2 separate regions of the Homo sapiens genome follow, and region 2 is linked to region 1. Evidence: chromatin loops called from intact Hi-C (ENCODE). Cell type or tissue: dorsolateral prefrontal cortex. All regions are shown on one strand. Links, peaks and the distances in the headings refer to the core of each region. The heading gives the core; the rest is flanking DNA.

What was found. A loop is a pair of places that touch in the nucleus more often than their neighbours do. Peaks named below come from ENCODE experiments on the same cell type or tissue, not always from the same donor. Only the 100,000 strongest peaks of a DNase experiment are listed, where the experiment ranks them.
Region 2: a loop joins it to region 1, with 2.5 times the contacts of the local background. A loop is called at or near these places in 4 of 110 quality-filtered maps.

What each region holds. Positions count from the first base shown.
Region 1 is chr11:46,408,950-46,411,855 of GRCh38, reverse strand. AMBRA1 (autophagy and beclin 1 regulator 1) reads left to right here. Exons shown (of 18, transcript NM_001387011.1): 16 at 1,488-1,580. Among named protein-coding and RNA genes, the nearest start is that of CHRM4, 19 kb to the right of the region's middle. In dorsolateral prefrontal cortex, for the core only: no CTCF peak of the experiment used is centred there; a DNase peak (open chromatin) is centred at 1,585; H3K27ac peaks cover 350 bases.
Region 2 is chr11:46,480,710-46,483,615 of GRCh38, reverse strand. All of the region lies in intron 11 of AMBRA1 (autophagy and beclin 1 regulator 1), which reads left to right. Among named protein-coding and RNA genes, the nearest start is that of MIR3160-1, 30 kb to the right of the region's middle. In dorsolateral prefrontal cortex, for the core only: no CTCF peak of the experiment used is centred there; no DNase peak of the experiment used is centred there.

The DNA.
Region 1 (2,906 bases), core at 241-2,740:
CCAGGAGTTCAAGACCAGTCTGGGCAACATAGTGAGACCCCACCTCAAACAATAAAAAATAAAAAAAAAATTAAAAAGACAGATTTGGGCTGGGCGCAGTGGTTCATGCCTGTAATCCTAGCACTTTGGGAGGCCAAGGTGGGCAGATCACTTGAGGTCAGGAGTTCGAGACCAGCCTGGCCAACATGGTGAAACCCCATCTCTACTAAAAATACAAAAATTAGCCGGGCGTGGTGGCACACATCTGCAATCTCAGCTGCTCAGGAGGCTGAGGCAGGAGAATTGCTTGAACCCAGGAGGCAGAGGTTGCAATGAGCTGAGATCATGCCACTGCACTCCAGCCTGGGCATCAGAGTGAGACTCCATCTCAGAAAAAAAGGCAGATTTGGAGGCTCAGTGCCTGGTTTTGTTGCCTTTTACCTGAGGCAGCACAGCCTCCTGGGACCTCCTGGGACCTCCTGGGACACAGTCCCTCGTCTTCCAGGCCCTGCCTGGTCTCTGTCCTAGCCAACACCCATGTTTAGGAAGGAAGCACCTCCCAGCATCCTATAATACACTCACTTGGGGATGTTTGCTCTTTATGGAGGTAACTTCTGTTGTTAAAGGAGGGTGACCTAGGCCTCTAGGTTAAATAGCTGACTTTTGGTGAAGTTTGTCTTCCTCCGCTCAGGCCGCCCCAGGGGCGAGAGCCTGCACTGTCTTTGTTTTCTGAGGCCTCTGCTTTTCTTTTTTTTTTTTTTCTTTTTTTTTTTTTTTGAGACAGAGTCTTGCACTGTCACCCAGGCTGGAGTACAGTGGCGCGATCTCAGCTCACTGCAACCTCTGTCTCCTGGTTCAAGTGATTCTCCTGCCTCAGTCTCCTGAGTAGCTGGGACTACAGGCATGTGCCACCACGGCCAGCTAATTTTTGTATTTTTAGTAGAGACAGGGTTTCACAATGTTGGCCAGGATGGTCTTGATCTTGTGACCTTGTGATCTGCCCGCCTCGGCCTCCCAAAGTGCTGGGATTACAGGCGTGAGCCACTGGCGCCTGGCCAAGGCCTCTGCTTTTCAAGACTAGGCATGCCCATTGGGCAGGGCTGTCCATGGCTCTGTATCTCTCCAGTGGGCCTCACTCCAGCCTCACATTTGCCATCTTAGTTCCTTTCTCTGTGTCTGAAGAATACTCAGGACCCACTGCCTGTATCTGTTGTTGCTATTTTTTTAGCTGTCTCTTAGCTCCGAGGAGGAGCCGGTTAGGCTTGTCAGGGGGAAGGGAGAAGCTAAACCCACCATTCCAGGCATTTAGGCTATTAGAGATTTGTCTGAATTGATCCAGCACTGAGCATCCTGATGAGGCAGCAGCTCTGGTCTTGGTTTCAGCTCAGCCCCAGGAGAGAGAAAGGATGGGCAGCCACAGTCCACAAAGCCAGGAGTTTCAGGAGCTCTTATCCTTCCCTCTCTAATGCCTTTCACCTTCTTCTTTACCCTTCCCAACTGATTTTTAGGGCCTTAAACTCTGGTGTTGAGTACTACTGGGACCAGCTGAACGAGACGGTCTTCACTGTCCATTCCAACAGCAGGAGCAGCGAGCGGCCTGGGTATGTTTGGGAAGTAGGCAGGGAGCAGCTGGCTGGAGGCCCATCCCTTCCTCCTGCTTTTGATGGGCTCTTAAGCAGCGCCCTCTAGGGCTCTGGGTCCCTCCTCAACCAGAGCAGCACCTCCTTGATCTTTTGTGTACAGTTTCATTTGAGAAAAGTGTTGTGTGGCTAAGAAAGAGAACAAAAGCTCTGCTCTCAGAGTCTTGCTGTAGAACCACCCCCTGGCCCTCTCCCATCCTGGCCATGGTGCCTGGGCACACTTGGGGTGAGGAGAGAAGATAGGGCCTGGAGAAGGATGCCGCCCCATGAAGTCTGCTCCATGGCCCAGGCTCTTCCAGATGACCAGGACCTCAGGGACCAAGCTGCCCAGGGCTGTAGCCCAGGGACAAATCCTCTTGAGGCACCCATTAGTAGAAATCTGGTACTGATCCTTTCATCACTTAATTCACTAATGAAGACTGGAACAAAGCGCTGGGTTGTTGATAAACCCAAAGCAATTGCTACTTCCCCTAGGAATTGCTGAGCATAGCTGGAGGAATAGTCCCAGAAGCAGCTAGAAATGTGAGTGTCTGGTGATAGTCTCAAAAGGCCTGGGCTGCCTCTGCTGCCAGCTCCAGCTATTCCAAGGCAGTGCCTGGGAGATGCCCAAGGAAGGGGGATGCTAGCATTGGCCAGAACCTTCCTTGTAGGACAGCCTGTGCTCCCTACCTGCAAGGGTCTGTTTTCAGAAGGCCCTGGAAAGAGGATCCCAGAACAGCCTCATAAGAGTTCCAGTCCTGGATGGGCGCGGTGGCTCATGCCTGTAATCCCAGCACTTTGGGAGGCTGAGGCGGGCGGATCACGAGGTCAGGAGATGGAGACCATCCTGGCCAACATGGTGAAACCCCTCTCTACTAAAAATACAAAAATTAGCCGAGCATGGTGGTGTATGCCTGTAATCCCAGCTACTCGGGAGGCTGAGGCAGGAGAATCGCTTGAATCCTGGAGGCAGAGGTTGCAGTGAGCTGAGATTGCGCCACTACAGCCTGGGTGACAGGGCGAGACTGTCTCACCAAAAAAAAAAAAAGAGTTCCAGTTCTTTCCTTCCAAAGTGGAGTTCTCAGTTCACTTGCAAATTCAAGAATTCAAAGTGGAATCTTATGAGCATACAGTTGGAAGGAAGGTAAAGCTAAAGAGAGAAAGGACCTTCTTCTAGTGCTCACTCTTTATCCCATGATCTCAGCTACTGGCCTCCTGAATTTCATTAGTCTTTTCAGATCAGCCATCTCTACAGCTCCTCCCCACTCCCCGACAGGGGCCTGTTGTTGAAGGGCATGACTGAGTGAG
Region 2 (2,906 bases), core at 109-2,608, 72 kb before region 1:
CTCCTCCTTTTTAAAACCCTGGGCTCACATCAGCTTTTCTTTCTCGTTTCCTTTTCCTATCTCCAAGCAGCCTCGTTTATTCCAACCTGGCTGGAAATGCCATGGGAGCTGGCAGACATCACCTCTTACCTTTTCTACCAAAGTGGAGCCAACCTGTGGTTGTTAATTTCCTTTCTTTAAAACTTGCTGATCAACAAAGGCCAGCTCTTCCCCTGGGTCCTCATGCCACTCAGGTTGAAGAGCAAGCATGGATATCTTTGTATGAGCCATGATGGGGAAAGAAACTCCTGCAAATAGGTGACTGGGGCCCTTTGGGAGTGTTAAGACTCCCTTGGGTATTTCTTTTGGGTAGCTGTTGAGTGTCACCCCAGAGCCAGAGAGTCATCTTGTAACCACATACTCACCCTGTGAAGATAGTCTCTCATGTTATAGGGCTATTGAGGGGAGTCCCTGGGTTTATCATAGGCCCAGTTCACTGCAGCTTTGTGCCATGAAGAAGGAGCCCAGCATCACTTCTACTGTCTTGAGCTGTGGGGCTACATTCTTTAGGGATGCCTGGTAAGCAGATTCATGGTTTTTACTCTTTTTTTTTTTTCTTTTTTTTTTTGAGACAGAGTCTCACTCTTTCACCCAGGCTGGAGTGCAATGGCATGGTCTCGGCTCACTGCAACCTCCGCCTCCCAGGTTCAAATGATTCTCCTGCCTCAGCGTCCTGAGTAGCTGGAACTACAGGCGCATGCCACCACGCCTGGCTAATTTTTGTATTTTTAGTAGAGATGGGGTTTCACTGTGTTGGCCAGGCTGGTTTCAAACTCCTGACCTTATGATCTGCCTGCCTCGGCACCCCAAAGTGCTGGGATTACAGGCGTGAGCCACTACGCCTGGCTGGTTTTTACTCTTGTGGCTCATAGCTGGTAAAGTAGAAGCCAAAAAGATTCCTTCCTAATGCAGGGAAGTTAACTGGTCCAGGGTACAAAGGAACAAGGGAAAGCTAGACAGGAGGTAAAGGGTAGAAGTCCCCATTGGGAACAAGGGTTTCTCCTTGTTCCTGTGAAGTGGGGTGCACAGTAAACATGTGAGGGACATTTATTTTCACAAATGAAGCTGGCTAGAAAGGTGAGTTGTCTCCAGAATCTACCATATTGATATAGTTAGTGCCAGTGGCTGCTTTTTGTAATATTTGCTGACTCCCAACAGCAAGTGTTCACAACAGTCTTTTACGGTTTCCGTTGGACTGGTAACATAAAGGAATGACATGGAAATATCCGCAGTCACTCCTGCTCATTAGAGTGAAGTTTCACCCAGACAAATAGCTCTGAGATTGTGACAGTTCTATAACAGCATTTACAATTATCCAAAACATTGCCCATCATGCTGAACTGCAGAGGGGTAGTGAAAAGACAGAATTTAGTAACTCAAGCTTAGATTTGGCCATGAAGTAGTATTATAGAGAAAAACAATCCTAAAATTCATAGGGAGCCAGAAAAGAGCCTGAATAGCCAAAGCAATCCTAAGCAAAAACAACAACAACAAAACAAAACACAAAGCTGGAAACATCACATCACATTACCTGACTTCGAATTATACTACAAGGATGTAGTAACCAAAACTTGCAAAACGTGAGGACTTTGGAATATGATATTTCAAATTTGGTAAACAAAACCCCTAAGAACATTTGTTCTATACCAAGTACTGTTCCAAGCACTTCTCACATATTAATCACCAGCAGCATTGCTATGATACACTGTCATTTTTACAGATGAGGAAACTGAGGCTAAAAGAGATGAAGTATTTTACCCAAAACCACAGCTAGTACTTGACAGAGTGGGAGTTGGACCTCAGGCAGTCCTGCTCTTTTCCAACAGAACCACCATGGGGTGTGATCTGATTCTTTGTTGGTAGAAAAACAGGCTAAAATCTAATCTCAGGCTTTACCTTCAGAGAACAAAAATAGGCCGGGCGCGGTAGATCATGCCTGTAATCCCAGCACTTTGGGAGGCCGAGGCAGGCCGATCACCTGAAGTCGGGAGTTCGAGACCAGCCTGACCAACATGGAGAAACCCTATCTCTGCTAAAAATATAAAATTAGCCAGGCATGGTGACGCATGCCTGTAATCCCAGCTACTCAGGAGGCTGAGGCAGGAGAATCACTTGAACCCGGGAGGCAGAGTTTGCAGTGTGCTGAGCTCAACAAGAGCAAAACTCCATCACAAAAACAAAAACAAAAATAGTGTGTTCAGCTCAGAAGACTGCTACTGGGGAGGGGGCTACTATGCTCTTATATCCTTGTCGCAGATCCTTTCCCCTAGAAAGAGGGCCCTGTAGAAGAATTATATTCCCAAACAATGAATTGTGTAGTGGTAATTACACTGTTGCCATCCCTTTGGGAAGAAGGCTGGGGCGGTGATTACATTCCAAAACAGAGCTGTTTGGGTGTAATTGCACCGTGCTGCTCTTATCAGTCTGGGGACGGCAGGCCTCTGGTCTCCATCCTCATTTGTTTTTGAGATGGAATCTGAACAGCATTCAATTAATAGTCAAGACCCAGGCACAGGGAAGTCAGCCAAAAGAGCCAAGAGGACATTAAGTTGCTATTGGCATTTTCCTTCTACTGAAGTTTTCCAGACCTTTAAGTATCAGCAAATTTGAGGGGGAGCCTAGTTGAGAAAATTTATTTGGCTAGTGAAGGGTTAGAGATCCCTCTTTAAGAGGCTGTGCCCCAAACCCCTCATTGGTCTCTATACGTAAAGGAGAGATAGTTGGATGGCAGTGAAATTTTCCTCTTCTATCAGCAGCTTTAGCTCTGTCAAAAGGTAGTCCTTCCTTGAAATCATTCCCTGGGACTTGCAGTATGTATATATTTTTTTCATGTATGTAGCTTCCAAAGTTGTAGAGCAAAGAGCCTC